Linked DNA regions of Homo sapiens: all the other regions are linked to region 5. A link is a contact called in ENCODE Hi-C or POLR2A ChIA-PET data. All regions are on one chromosome and are shown on one strand. The core of a region is the stretch at or near the end of the contact, and the rest is flanking DNA. Distances in the headings are between cores, read along the strand shown. Region 1 overlaps LINC00870 (long intergenic non-protein coding RNA 870). Region 2 holds the start of LINC00877 (long intergenic non-protein coding RNA 877). Region 3 overlaps SHQ1 (SHQ1, H/ACA ribonucleoprotein assembly factor). Region 4 overlaps LINC00877 (long intergenic non-protein coding RNA 877). Region 5 has its middle 77 kb from the start of RYBP.

The links. Hi-C counts contacts between places; a loop is a spot of excess contacts on that map. ChIA-PET counts read pairs that join two places held with the same protein, here RNA polymerase II (POLR2A). Pooled maps may share reads with other maps.
Region 1: a loop to region 5 is called in a pooled map, with 4 times the contacts of the local background. The contact joins two enhancer-like sites. A Hi-C loop is called at or near these places in 4 of 37 single-sample maps with no recorded cell type and 5 of 50 pooled maps. POLR2A ChIA-PET finds 5 or more read pairs at or near these places in 2 of 52 experiments (PC-3 and activated CD4-positive, alpha-beta T cell).
Region 2: a map of B cell shows a loop between it and region 5 (4-fold over the local background). The contact joins the promoter of LINC00877 here to the enhancer-like site in region 5. A Hi-C loop is called at or near these places in 1 of 168 maps with a recorded cell type or tissue (B cell) and 5 of 50 pooled maps. POLR2A ChIA-PET finds 5 or more read pairs at or near these places in 1 of 52 experiments (naive thymus-derived CD4-positive, alpha-beta T cell).
Region 3: a loop to region 5 is called in a map of PC-3, with 4 times the contacts of the local background. The contact joins two enhancer-like sites. A Hi-C loop is called at or near these places in 2 of 168 maps with a recorded cell type or tissue (OCI-LY7 and PC-3), 9 of 37 single-sample maps with no recorded cell type and 10 of 50 pooled maps. POLR2A ChIA-PET finds 5 or more read pairs at or near these places in 2 of 52 experiments (activated B cell and activated naive CD4-positive, alpha-beta T cell).
Region 4: a loop to region 5 is called in a pooled map, with 3 times the contacts of the local background. The contact joins two enhancer-like sites. A Hi-C loop is called at or near these places in 2 of 37 single-sample maps with no recorded cell type and 3 of 50 pooled maps.

Annotation. Positions count from the first base shown.
Region 1 is chr3:72,162,859-72,165,558 of GRCh38, reverse strand. The region is part of intron 2 of LINC00870 (long intergenic non-protein coding RNA 870); the gene reads right to left. Among named protein-coding and RNA genes, the nearest start is that of LINC00870, 13 kb to the right of the region's middle. RefSeq lists enhancers at 756-865, 1,376-1,645, 2,646-2,700. Within about 2 kb of position 1,423, at least 4 of the 41 ENCODE cell types and tissues checked have a DNase peak (open chromatin) inside an H3K27ac peak, as active enhancers do.
Region 2 is chr3:72,099,162-72,101,861 of GRCh38, reverse strand. LINC00877 (long intergenic non-protein coding RNA 877) reads left to right here and starts at 1,407. Exons shown (of 7, transcript NR_104116.1): 1 at 1,407-1,693; 2 at 1,852-1,958. RefSeq lists an enhancer at 1,289-2,129.
Region 3 is chr3:72,819,897-72,822,596 of GRCh38, reverse strand. All of the region lies in intron 6 of SHQ1 (SHQ1, H/ACA ribonucleoprotein assembly factor), which reads left to right. Among named protein-coding and RNA genes, the nearest start is that of SHQ1, 27 kb to the left of the region's middle. RefSeq lists enhancers at 1-280, 301-350. Within about 2 kb of position 1,381, at least 13 of the 41 ENCODE cell types and tissues checked have a DNase peak (open chromatin) inside an H3K27ac peak, as active enhancers do; they include PC-3, where a contact is called at or near this core.
Region 4 is chr3:72,077,218-72,079,917 of GRCh38, reverse strand. All of the region lies in intron 2 of LINC00877 (long intergenic non-protein coding RNA 877), which reads left to right. Among named protein-coding and RNA genes, the nearest start is that of LINC00877, 22 kb to the left of the region's middle. RefSeq lists enhancers at 1,260-1,309, 1,430-1,559, 1,630-1,719. Within about 2 kb of position 1,422, at least 3 of the 41 ENCODE cell types and tissues checked have a DNase peak (open chromatin) inside an H3K27ac peak, as active enhancers do.
Region 5 is chr3:72,522,176-72,524,875 of GRCh38, reverse strand. No RefSeq gene overlaps it. Among named protein-coding and RNA genes, the nearest start is that of RYBP, 77 kb to the right of the region's middle. Within about 2 kb of position 1,380, at least 9 of the 41 ENCODE cell types and tissues checked have a DNase peak (open chromatin) inside an H3K27ac peak, as active enhancers do; they include B cell and PC-3, where a contact is called at or near this core.

The sequences.
Region 1 (2,700 bases), core at 174-2,673, 360 kb after region 5:
CTACTGAATAGTTCTTGAATCAGTCACCTTCCCCCACTCCTAGCCACCACAACTTAGCCAGAAGCCACCATTTTCTTTGGCTGGGATTTTGGCAACAGGCTCATAACAGGTCTGCAGGCCTTGAGTCTGGAGGCCTCGCCTAGTCCATTCCCTTCTGGCAAGCCAGAGAGCAAATCTGCAGCAGTCCTGCCCCGATACCTACTGCAACCTGGGAGAAGAGCACAAAGGAGGGTGCAAGGCCCATCTCCAGCCCCACGCATGTGGACCCCACAGACTGCAAGTCCAAGAGTTGCCCACCCCTCCTGTACACACACGGTTGCCTCTCAGATTGGCCTGCTGGACAAAAGCTGTAGCAGCCTCCCTGGAGAAGGAAGAGGGACAAGAGAAAGAGGTGTGCACAGACCCTAAAGGTAGGCTCAGGATGTTTGGAGCAGGAGTTCCAAGTATGTAAAGCATGATGCATAAAGAAGTGGATGTAGGTTCCAGGTGGCGAATCCTTAGGTATCACCACTCCTCAACCAGGTTGTCGGGGAGGCAGTGGGCTCCAGGGTAGAGCCCTATAAATCACACCCTAAGCAAGAACCTCAGGTGCCCGTGTCTAAAGGTGTAACAGTGTGCAAATGTAACCTACATGACCCTTCATCATTCACAGGATCAAGTGCCCACGCCTTGGTCTACCAGGCCTCTCCCAGTCTGGCTCCTGCCTACCTGTCTTTCTTGCCCTTGACTGTGTCTGGCTCTCGTCCCTAGGTGCCCCATGCTGTCTCACTGCAGGGACTTTACAGCACGTGACCTCCTCTGGGCCTTGCCCTGGATGACATCTCATCTTTGCTGTGCTCTGCTCAGAGATCATTCTTCCCTGGCACCCCAGTCCGCCAGCTCTAGACTTAAGTCTGGGTTGGCTTCTAGTCTTTGGCCTTCACAGCTTTCATATCCTCTCTGTCCTCCACCACAACAAAGCATGACAGCTATCATTAGGCAGTGCTCACTATTTACAGCTAAGGGCACTGAGTGCTTCCAGTAACTCTATGACATGCATGCTGTGTTTATGCCCATTTTACAGGTGAGGGAACTGAGATGAAGCATCGTAACTAATTTGGCCACAGGGCCAGCTAATAAGAGAGTCAGGCTCCAAGTTTAGACACCAAGCTTTTAACCACTGTGCCAGTGATTTTCGGTCCTTAAACTTTTGAGTACAACAGAATCACTGGTGTGCACACGATTGATGTGCAGCAGAGGGGAGAGAGTAAGTTTATTAAAGTACAGACTCCTGGGCCCCACCAATCCAGAGATTCTGATTCTATAGGTCAAAGGTGGGGCCCAGAAAGCTGCATTTTTATAAGCTCCCCAGGGGATTCAGATGCAGGTATTAGGGGGAACCACACTTGGAGAATCACACACTTTCCTGCCTAACCGCAAGTCCTAAACTGCAACCCGCTAAATATAATTAGGTCTTCTGGGCTCAGCAGGGCCCCTGAGAAGGAGGAAGAAGATACTGCGTGCATCTAGCAAGTTCTCCACACCACCTGTGGTGGTGGTTGGAGTGGGGAGGGCCTTTCCCTGGGGGGAAGATACACACCCTGGTTGCATCATATAGACACAACACCAGAGCCATAATCTGGGGTGTCCAGAAGCCAGCACACCCTCCACATTCTGTGTTCAGCTCCGGCTTGGCCACAATTACCTGGAACCTGGTCTGTCTGCCCCTGCCCCACCCCTCTGGCTGCTGCTAGTTAACTGGAAGCTGTGGCCACAGGGCGTATGGGCTGAGAACATAATTAGGGAGCCCATTCCCAGCCGAACAGCCGGAGGACTTTTGTACCTTGTCCATCTCTTCTCTGAGACTTGTCAAGACACTCAGTGGTTGGTCAGCAGCCCTGACTTGGGTACCATAAAGCAGGGAGGATGGGGGGCAGCAAAGAGGACTGTGTGGTGACCTCACTGGGTGGTCTCCTTCAAGCCTTTCCAGCTCTGCCAGCAAGAACAAAGTGACAAGGCCTCTTCTTAGAAGGAGGAAAGAGATGTGTCCTCAACTCAGGGGACAGCCAGGGCGATCTGAGACACTGGGCCTTTCTTTCACCTCATTGTTTCCTCTGTCATAATTTTCAATTTTCCCCTGCCTTTCTTTCTTTCTTCTTTTTTTTTTTTTTTTTTTTTTTAGATGGAGTCTCGCTCTGTTGCCCAGGCTGGAGTGCAGTAGCGTGATCTTGGCTCACTGCAACCTCTGCCTCCCGGGTTCAAACTATTCTCCTGAGTCAGTCTCCCCACTAGCTGGGATTACAGGCATGTACCACCACACCCAGCTAATTTTTGTATTTTTAGTAGAGATGGGGGTTTCACCACGCTGGCCAGGCTGGTCTCGAACTCCTGACCTCAAGTGATCTGCCCATCTCGCCTCCCAAAGTGCTGGGATTACAGGTGTGAGCTACCGCGCCTGGCCTCCCCTGGATTTCTATTCCTTTCTTAATCATCTTCTCTGTCCCTGTCCACTTTACCTTTTGAGAGAGATTATTCCCAGAGTCCCCAGTGAGTCATCTGTAGCCAGGTTGTGACCCCCTGACCAAGCAGGGCCAATGGGATTTCCCTCCCAGTGACCTGGCCTTAGGGCTCAGACTTACAAATCAAGTCGCTTCGTGGACTAAACCTTTAAGGTGCATAGACTTGGGCTGGAGCTGCCTGTGCTGGGGTGGTTGGGGTGGC
Region 2 (2,700 bases), core at 158-2,657, 420 kb after region 5:
ATCTAATTCATTTATTCACTTAACATATCTTTAGCAAATATTGACTTAACACCTATTATGTCGAAGACACAGTGCGACGGGGGATATAAAAAATAAGATGAGGTCACGGTCTCCAGTGAGATAAATCGTATCCACACATAGCTACTGTCTAAGGCAAATGGTGATAAGTGCTCTTGTGTGTGTGCCAATAGAGCATAAAATGAGTTCAGAGGAGGGTGAAGAACATTGTGTGTGGTATGAAGGAGTATCGTTGGAGTTGGGTTTGGAAAGGGGTAGAACTTTCCACAGTTCCAAAGAGTTGATGGAGGGGAGAGGATACAATACATGGAGAGGGGGGAAGTGATAAACTCTAGGAGTTTGGCATCCCAGAGACAGCTCAACTATGTCTTAATGTGAGATCCCATAGATTGATGAGCCTCTATCTCTCAGAGCTAAGAGGACAGCGGATGCTCCCCCAAATTATTATTACCATTCCTGACACTTACATAGCACTTACCCTGCCCTAGGAACTACAGGGGATGTGCTACGTATGTTAACTGATTTAATCTTCACCTTCAGGGTCAGCACAACTATGATCTCCACTTGACAGATAAGAAAACTGAGGCTGGAGGGGTTAAATGTCTTGCTCCAGCTCCCGCGGAAGCTAAGTGCCTTTCACCTAATCCTGTGTGGTCTGGCTCCAGGGTTCACACTCTACACTGCCTCTCAAGTGTGGCACCTTTTCAGGAATTTAAGGGAATATGTTGCTGTGATGTTGACAGGGCTTGAGGAGAGACTGAAAGAAAGCCCTTCAGCCCCATAGAGGAAGTCCCCAGAGGATGGATGGTTCTGGAAGTTACGGGTTACCAGGACAACGCATCCCCTCAGCCTGGCCACGCCCCCCGGGCTCCCGCTCACTGGTTGCAAAACTCAGCTTTGCCCCTGCACGGAGTTTCCCTTCGCGGGGCCCGCTGGGGAAGCATCCGCGGCTTGTGGTGGCTGTGGTTTTGTGCCCAGGACTCACACGTAAAAGGAGCTCATTCGGAGGCAGGGGCACGCGCTTGTCCCCAGAACTCAAACCCCAGAGTCCCTCCGGTAGGTGGTACAGAGGCGAGTTTGATCCTAAACAAAACAGGGCAGGGTCTTCCTGTTTGTTTTCTTCCTCCAGCGGGGAGCAACAGCTGCTAATTGGATAGTGAAGTGACCGATTTATTATTCTCTTACCCGTGCTGAGCAGAGCTGTAGGAAATCTCCGGGACTGGGAGCAGCACAGGGGGGTATCTCGGGGTCTCTCTGAGAAGGAGTTGACAGTGGGGACCAAAGCTGCCGGCTGCCATGTTTTATTTGGCCTGCCCAGTGTTTAAAAAAAATGTTTTTAAATAGATGCTGACATTTTTAAAAGGGGAAGATTATACATACACTTCTACATCTCCGACTTGTGTCAAGAAATGGGAAGTTCTGGGCCCAGATCCCCATAAGTCAGCGATGAGGGGGGCCGAGCAGGGGCTGCCCGTTAGACGGCCGCAGAGTCCCAGCCCCCAGCCCTGCTCACCTTTCTTACCTCTCTGGCCCCGTCGGCATTTGAGCCTGGGACCCCAGACGAAAGGATACGCTTCCTTTTAGAACCCCTGCCAATCTGAGGACGGGGCCACCCCACAGACGCCGTGGCTCAGCAAGCAGACCAATGGCCGAGGAGTCTGGCAAGGGGCGCTTGGTGAGTGGGTTTAATGACAGATTAAGTTGCCCATTAGGAAGCCATTAGAACACAGCGTGATGCATCACTGGGTAAACGAGAGAGGCTGAAGTCAGAGACAGGATCTTGGAGCGCTTGATCCAATTTAATTCTTCTATTTTTTTTTTTTTAAACCCTAGGCAGATGAGAGTGGAGGTTGTAAATCACCCTCCATGCAATGGTTCATCATAAAGGATATGGAGCAAAATTAGAGGAGGCACGAGAAGGAAAGCCGGTGATGAACAAGGTAGGGGCTGCTGCGGCGTGATTGAAGACAGGCTGGGAACGCGGGAGAAGCCGCTGAAAACTGGCTTGGGCTGGAGGTCTGATTAAGGCATCCCAAGCCAGAAAAACCCAGAGCCCAGCCTTCTGCTTTGCCTTGGGGAGTAGGATGGGGGAATACGTGTGCAGAAAACTTTCTGAGACAGTGCCTCATAGTGCCATCTACATGGAATATGAAGTCAATCAGAATGTCTCTAAATCCTGGCTCTGTTGGGTTTTGGCTGTGTGACTTTGGGTAAGTTACTTAACCTCTCTGAGTCACATTTTCCACCTGTGTTAAAGGAGGTAATCACAGCAAATGCAAAGGGTGGTGCTGGATATCAGGGTGGGCACCTGCTAAGTGATGCTTTCTTCTGTTTAACGTTGTAAAAGATGTAAATGAGACGGTCCCCAAATGAGGGTAGATTTTACTCCCCTCTAGCTCAGGTGGCGCTTGTCGGGGAGATCAAGCAGTTTCTGTTCCTCCCTAGTAAAAGCAGGAAGGCTTTCCTGGGCGGGGTCCTCTGAGTGCTGGAAGAGGGGGAGGGTGTCCACTCAGTGAGGAGGCAGGAGGGCAGTCTTGCACACACTGGGCACCTCTGGGCCTCCAGCACTGGATGTCAGCTGTGCTTGTTGAATGGATGTGCTGCCCTCAAGCCCCAAATCTGTTCTCTGCCCTTCTCTATCCTCTCTGTGCCCTGGGACGCTGACCCTGGCAGTACCTCACC
Region 3 (2,700 bases), core at 132-2,631, 300 kb before region 5:
AAAATTGATGGTTGCGTAGTTGAGTTTTCTGTCCACCAGGGTGAGCTAGTTGCCCTAAAAATCAAGAGAAGGCGTTCCCTTTGATTTAAATTCTAACTTGCTCTACTTTGATAAACTGTAGCTTGTTCTCAGTCCAGTTTTCTGTGTCAGCAATGCTCTTAGTCTTCTTTGTGTAATTTTAGCAGGAGATCAAGCCACTCAGTCCTTTTAACCACCTGCCCTCCTGACCCTTCATCTGACCCATGACTGATAGCCAGGCTGGTGCATCAGGAACAGTCATAGTCTGCAAAGCCATTATGGTGATTCATTCTAAAAACCACCTTTAAAAATAGCAAGGACATGTGATCTAAGGTAGACGAACTTGAGCTTTGTGTCGAACAGCGTGTCTCTTCTAATAATACCAAATGTAAGATATAAACTAAATGTAGGCTTGGGGTTGGACTTCTTGTTCCACCACATGCCTGCGATATGATCTTGCACCTTTGGGTTGCTGTGGAATGCTGTACCTACCTCAGAGTTGTCCTGAGATTGAATGAAACGATGTATTTAAAATCCTGTAAATGTTAGAAATTATTATTGTAGAGTAAAATCAGTCACAGGAGAGCCAGGAGTTGGATGGTTTCTCTGTGAAATTACAATTTTTATACATTTAGAAAGCTTTAAGGGAAAGTTCCTTGTTAACAAGATTTCTCTCTCATTTGAAAAATCCTGGTTCAAATATTTGGGGCACTCAGAATTGGAGGAATAAATTGAAGTGTGTTGAGCCAGGATAAAATATGGGGGAAAAGAAATAAACCAAGAAATAAACATCACAGTTTTCTGCTGAACTATGGTGCATGCTGCTGTACCTTTTCTCCTCTTCCTCTTTGTTCTTTGCCTCTCTGGCCTTCTTCCTCTTTGTGTCATAGCGTGGGCTGTTGTCTGTTTAACACCTCCTCATCAGGTGTCGCCAGGCAGATACAACAGTGCAGGTGAGGGGTGTACCTTTGATTCATTCTGTATCATAAAATATTAACCTAGATTGCTTTGAATTCCAGATAAGCCTTAGGTGGTGAACTTTGCTCCCTCTTTTTCTCCCTTGGTTGTAATTCTTGTCGTTTTCATCACAGCCCTGAGTTACAACAGGGAGACTTTTCTCCAGCTTTGTAGTGATCCAGATTTTCCTCCCCAAAGGCTTGTAAATGGAAGTGTTAAACGCCGTGCTTCCCCTGAGCTCTGGTTTCATGAGGATGAACTCACCGCATTTCCCATGTTGTCTTTCAGTGGTTAATCTGAAGCTCCAGAGTCTTGGCACGTTATTGCTTGTTATGACACCACGTAACATTTATAGTCAATGAACTTCCTAGCAGGGACATCCTGTTTGGCACCAGTGAGCCCTTCAGTGTTTGTAGAGATAACTGTCAGTGTCAACTTTGAAAGTTGTAGCACTGCAGGGCTACCCATTTAGGCTGAAGGTTTGAATGCAGCACAATTTTTTCTGGTTCCCTTGATCTGGTTCCAGTGAATGTACAATGTAATAGACAGATGTGCGTTACTCTGAGAGCATTGAGATCCTTTGTGATTTAATTGTTGACCCAGATAAGAGGGATGTTTGGGAGGGGGATTTAGAGAGGAAGGGAGGATTTAAAAGTAACAAAATTAGAAAATATTTGGAAGAGAAAAGTGACTACCTTGCAGACATCTTTCATTTTGATAGTCCCTTTGCAGCCTTCAGACATATTGGTGGGGTTTTTGATGTTGGGAGGTGGTCCTTGGCCATTTGCTTCAATGCTAGGGCACCAGTTTCCTCCTCAAATGTATTGAGAGTTCAGCTGACTTTTGTTTCACTGGAGATTATTTTTAAAAGTATAATTAGCCAAAACATTGTGAACTATATAGCAAAGCTGCTTTGTAGTGTAGCTAAGTCATACAAATGCTTGACAAATGTTATTCATGGTGGCAATCATCCAAGCATTGTTGGCACTGCATCTGTAGTTATTTCCAGTACTGCTGCTAGGTTAGACTTGATTGTGTGCAAACTTCCCCCAAGTTCCCCTTTGGGTGATATGATTTACAGCTCTAATAAAAAAGGCCTTAGGGAGCTCAGACTTTTGGTTTCTCTAGTGATTTCCTGGTTTGTTGTTATTGTTATTTATCATCTCTGATTTCTTTGCTTGAATTTCAGAATTTAAATGCATTTGTGTGTTATTAATGAAGTAGGCCACAGTGGAACTTATAAATGCTCAGTAAAAGGTGGAAGTGTTTTAGGGAAAGTCTAGCAGCTCCTAGTATCCAAGAATTCAGAAGAATAATTCAAGTAGGTTTTTCTTCTGTGCACAGTTATTGAAAATGACTAATGTAGAAATACTTACATGTGGATAATGTAACGTCAGAACCTACATTGCCTAGGTCAACTTTTATAAATGGATAAACGTCGATAGGTATGATTACTTAAAAATGAAGGCATAAATATGTAGAGAGTTGACATGTTGCTAAATAGTTTCTGGGCATGCTTACTTTGTGATTGAGAATTATGTGGGAGCAGGGGTCTATTAGTCAACTAGGATATAAAGACTTTTCTCTAGTCAGAGATCATGAACACCTGGCATTTTCCCATTAGCTAAATTAATGAACATCTCAAAAACCATACCTAAGGGAATACTGTCTCTAACCTTCTTGCTAAATACAAGGAGTCATAAAATATTTTGTCAGGTATGCTTT
Region 4 (2,700 bases), core at 173-2,672, 440 kb after region 5:
TCTTCCTTACCAGGTAGTGAGGAATTTTTCCTACAAAAAAGACACGAGTGGCTTTTGTATTTGTAGACAGGACTAACCCTCCTGGGGGTGAGCTGATCAAGGTGAAATTATATAACCTATACAGTTAACTAAAGTGAATTCATCTCCATGCCCTCAGCAAGAAGAGTGAAAAAGAGGGCTGACATGGTGTTGGTTCTGCCCATCCTCACCTGCAAGGGGCATGTGAGAGCTGAAGTAATCAGATTTACTTCCTACCTCTCACGGTGCAAGCACCTCACTGTGCTAGTGGGCATTTGAAGGGATTTTCCAAATGCACCTTTAACTGTACACAATTTTCATCTTTGTAGAAATTTAGAACCCGACTCCCTAAATAACATGAGACATCACCATCACAGGCCTCATATTACAAGCCTGTACAGAGGGTGTGTGTGTGTGTATGTGTGTGTATGTGTATGTGTGTGCATATGTGTGTGTCTCAGAATATATCTGATGGTTATTTGAAGCTCAGTATTAATAAGCTATATAATAACTGGGTTCTATAGTATTTGAAATCAAAATCACTTTTAGATTCCTCTAGGCTCTTGTAAATGATAAGTACATCAAAATGCCTTGTGATGGCCTTCTGGGAAAAAATCCTCTCAGCCCAATTTACCAGGCAACTTTTATCCCATTGAATAAACTCGAGGCTCTAAGGCAGTGACTCTGCCATCAACAACATATATGAAAGCCTGCACTTTGTGGTTGGTCTGTTTTGTGTGAGGTGGGCACTTGCTGTTCTACTTGCCCAGTGGCACTTTTTAATTGGAATGATTTTTATTTGGTCTGATTTCCTGAAATAGAATACATCGCCTGCTTTAGAAACCCCAGATAGTCTATCAGCACAGACAGCAAATTGTCCTGGGGTTCTTGGCTTAGCTGTTTGTGGGGAGAAAGACTGCTGGGCAGGGTTTTGGCAGGGGGCAGTTGTAGCATATTCAAATCAGATATTGAAACAGTTTGTGTGTGTTTAGGAAGTAACCACAAATTTGACATGCCACCTCCACCCCAAACCCCAAACTGGTTCCATTCCAACAGGCAGTAGTCTCAAAGACTCTCTTAAATGGTTCATTTCTTCCTATTTACAACTCCCACAGTGAGCTGTTTTTTTAAGGGGAAATCAGTTTCTATGAACATCTAGGGCCCTGAGTGGGTCTTTGCTCTTTATTTGTCCTGCTTTGTTTAAACCAAAGAATACCTCAAGCCAGTAACCAGGCGAGCAGGGGCCTGTGACAGGCATGGTCACCTGAAATCCATTTATGCACAGGGATTGAAGGAGCAATCATATTCTAAATAAGGCTAATGAAGCTTTTTGTGAAAGCGCCAAAACCCACACACAAACGTCACCCTTGGCGTGTTCTCATTTCCACGGAGCAAAAGCAAAGGGGAGAAGGCTTACTGGGAAGCTGCCGCTGGCACATAGAATTAAGCAAAGGCTGTCCCATAGGTGTGCACAGCGGGCTTCTTTTCAGAGGGAGGATGAGGAGGAGGCAATGTGGTTCTTGCATACTAAGGGACTCAGTGTACTGCTCTAGGTGTGATTTTTCTTTTCTGTCACAATTGAGCCCAGTTTGAATTTCTCCCCTTACTTTCTTTTGGTTCACTCTTTTCCTTCATGGTAATCTTGCTGCTTAATGACCCTGGCCCCAGGCTTCCAAGGTAACTTGCCAAGAAGTTCAAGTTTACTTCTGAAGTCCATGGCTCTCACTTCCTCTTCCTTCGTCCCTCACCGCTTCTCACTTTTCTCCTCACACCTCCCGCACAACATCTGAAATATTCACTACCTCCAAGCGGCCCCGCTTTTGCAACCCACCCAAGCCTGTCATTTGTTTAAACGCTACTACTTATTTGGGTTTTGGCTCTGGGCCAGTCATCAGCAAACATTTTCTGAAAAGGGTTAGATAGTAAATAGTCTCAGCTTTTGAGCCACACTGTCTCTGTTGCAACCCTTCACTCTGTTATATCATGTAAATAGCCATCAACAATATGTAAATGAACAGGTAGGTGTGTCTGTGTTGCAATAAAACTTCATTTACAAAAAGAGGCAATAGGTTTGATTTGGCCTGATGGTCAAATGGAGTGAGTCCATGTGACATATGCAGGAAACTCACAAGGCTTTTAAGAATGGTATGTGCCCCAAAACACTGCCAGCTTGACCTGAAAGGGACAGAGAGAACAAAATGAAAGAAGGTTGTCAGATCACCAAAATTCTACAGACAGGAAACAGGTGGGTGAAACTACAGCTGCAAACAAGTATTACCCTTTATGAAGAAGGAAAGATGACTGTGAGAGCAGACCTTATAGGCTCTGAAGGCAGAGCTGAGAGCCATGCCTTGAAACCTAATGGAGTTTTTCTGGTTGGATTTAGAAAACATTTGGGACCAGGGACTCTTTTTTTTCTTTCCTTCTTCTCTCGTTTTGAATGGGAGTGCTGTTACCCTGGTGGAGTGTGTTTCATTTTGTATTTTGGGAGCAGATAATTTCTTTGCTAGCTTCATAGGTCCACAGATAGAGAGAAATTGTGCCACACACTGGACTATACCCAGAGCTTCACCCATGCCTATATTCGATGATTTATGTGATGAGAAATGAAACTTTTGACCTGATAAGACTTAGATGAGATTTTGGATTCAGGTTGATTGCTGTAATGGGTTGGGAGTTTTT
Region 5 (2,700 bases), core at 131-2,630:
TCAGGAGTTCAAGACCAGCCTGGCCAACACGGTGAAACCCCGTCTCTACTAGAAATATAAAAATTAGCCAGGCGTGGTGGCACACACCTGTAGTCCCAGCTACTTGGTTGGCTGAGTCAGGAGAATTGCTTGAACCTGAGAGGTGGAGGTTGCAGTGAGCCAGGCTGGGATCACGCCACTGCACTCCAGCCTGGACGACAGAGCAAGACTCCACCTCAAAAAAAAAAAAAAAAAAAAAAAGAATATAGAAATTATGATACCATGCCAGTTAAGATACACACACATACACACACACATACTATACACACATAGGGTTTTTTGTTTATGATATACACCTTATATATATGTGTATTTGATTTATGATATACAACTACACATCTTTGAAAAAAGCTGGTTTATTATACATAATTTAGGTAAAATATAGAGCTCTTAGCCAAAATTTCATGTCCAGGTTTTAGGTATACGGATTTAGGGATTGTTCCTATCGAATGTTAAATTTTTAGCAATAATAGTAACTGTGACCTACTTACCACCTATTATATACCAGGAACTGGGCTAGTTCCTTCCCATCCTTTTTTATACTTACTCTTCACAACTCTATTTCTATTTTCCTGTTTTATTGATGAAGAGGTAGAGGTTCAGAGAGATTCAGCAATTCACCCAAGGCCACATAGGTGTTCAGTGGCAGGGCCAGGTTTTGAGCTCAATCTAGAGACTGTAAGTTCACAAGGTTGGGAACACATCTATTGTGTTTACCAGCATGTTACCTGATGCCCAGAATGAACCCAACGATTGTAAGAGCTCAATAAACACTGGAATGGAGAATGAATGAACCAGTGCTTGAATGCTTGCATGCATGAATGAATGAGTGCTTACATGAATGCATGAACGAATGGCTCTAACTCCTGTGTTCCCAGCCACTGTGCTGAACCTCCTCCTCACTTACTTTGCTCCACATGCTGCCAGCATCAAGCCGCCTGTATCTGAATGACATGGGGTGATGGGATGGAGCAGTCTTTGCATCTAAAGTAGAATAAATCAGACCTCGGTGTATTTTCACTGTCTTTTATGGATCTGTGATGAGACTTGGCCGGGAGGGTGGTGGGGGGTTTGCCGGATGCTGAGTGTTTGCATATCTGTCTAATGTGGTCAGGGTGGAGAGTGTGGATAAATAGGGCAGGTCCACACTGGGTGTGTCTGCCAGCAAGTTCTCAGACATGCCTCCACTGCCCCTCTGCTTGAGAGGGAAGCAATGGCTCTGGCACCACGCTATCTGCTAACTCTCAGGGAGGGAAAGAGGAAGTGACATGGGACAGCTTCTACTGCCAGAAAGGAAAGCAGAAATTCAGTAAGAAACAGAAGTTCCCTTGCAGTGCCTCGTTTTAGTTCCTCAAACTTACACCAAAAGTTAACAGGGTGACCTACAAATCTCACGGAACTGGAAATCAGGCCCTGTTTTGTCAGGGGCTTGGATAAGTCATTTTTCTGCTTTGGGCTTCAATTTCGTTATCTGCAAAATAAACAAATGAGGCTAAACCCTGCCTTGGGACATTTAGAACTGTGGATGTGTCGGGAGGCATCTTCTTGGTGATCATAATGATTGATGAGTGATGCTTATGTGTGTTGGGGGCTGGGTGGGAAGCAGGATAATAAATGTGTTCATGTACTTAGGACCACACAATTGGAAATCGTCCCTCTTGGAATTTGAAATGATGATTAAGAACCTCTTCATTGCTAAAATACCGTGATTCTATCCTAACCATGCTGATTTGAATCACCCAAGTCACATAATGAAAAGAAACCAGACTCTACCTAAAAGAAATCAAGGGTAAGGGACATAATAGATTTTAAAATACCTCTCAGTGTGCCTTATTTCTGTGCATGTCAATACAGTTTCTTTCCCTCCCTCCCTTCTCCCGGGATTGCTCCAGGAAACGGGAGGACATCAGCGCATAGAGAGGAAACATCACAGGCAGTTGCTGTCAGACAAAAGGGGTAAGCAGAAAGCCCTTTTGGCACAGGGGAGGCACATCCCCTCCTTTACAAGGCCCAGATGGGAGTGGCTGCTAGGCCAGGGTAGCAGAAATGGCTGAGAGAGACGTCCAGGTCAACAGGCCCTTAGGACCCCAAGGGTTTCCAAGCTGGAGGAGGGTAGTGGCTGAAAGGCTAAGAGGACTGGTGAACCAGAGGTCTGGAGTTGAGCTCAGGAGCTCATCGCAGGAGGTTAAAGCAAAGGAGATGTGAGCAGGGGAACCAGACACTCCTCAGCAGGTGCCGTCAGAGGACAAGCCGACTACTTGGAAAGACCTCTCCAGGAAGGCCAGTGGATTTCCACAGATGAGCGGTTCCTTCTCCAGCACCCAAAGCTGTTTAAGCTCTTGCCTGTATCCAGAAGCTGTCTTTGTGGTGGGGACTGCTTTACTGAGATGCAACACACAGCGAAGTACACAAATGCTAAAAATACAGCTCAATGCGTGCGCACCTATGTGTACACCTACGTACCTACCACCCAAATCAGGATATAGGCCAGGCCAGCACCCTAGAAGGCTCTTTTGTGCCTTCTTCCAGTCAATACCCTCTGCCAAAGATAACCATTTTGTAACTCGATCATGATAGGTGAGTTTTTGAACTTTATAGAAGAGGAATCCTACAGTGTGTAGTCTTTGTTGTCTGATTTTGTTCACTCAACATTATACCTCT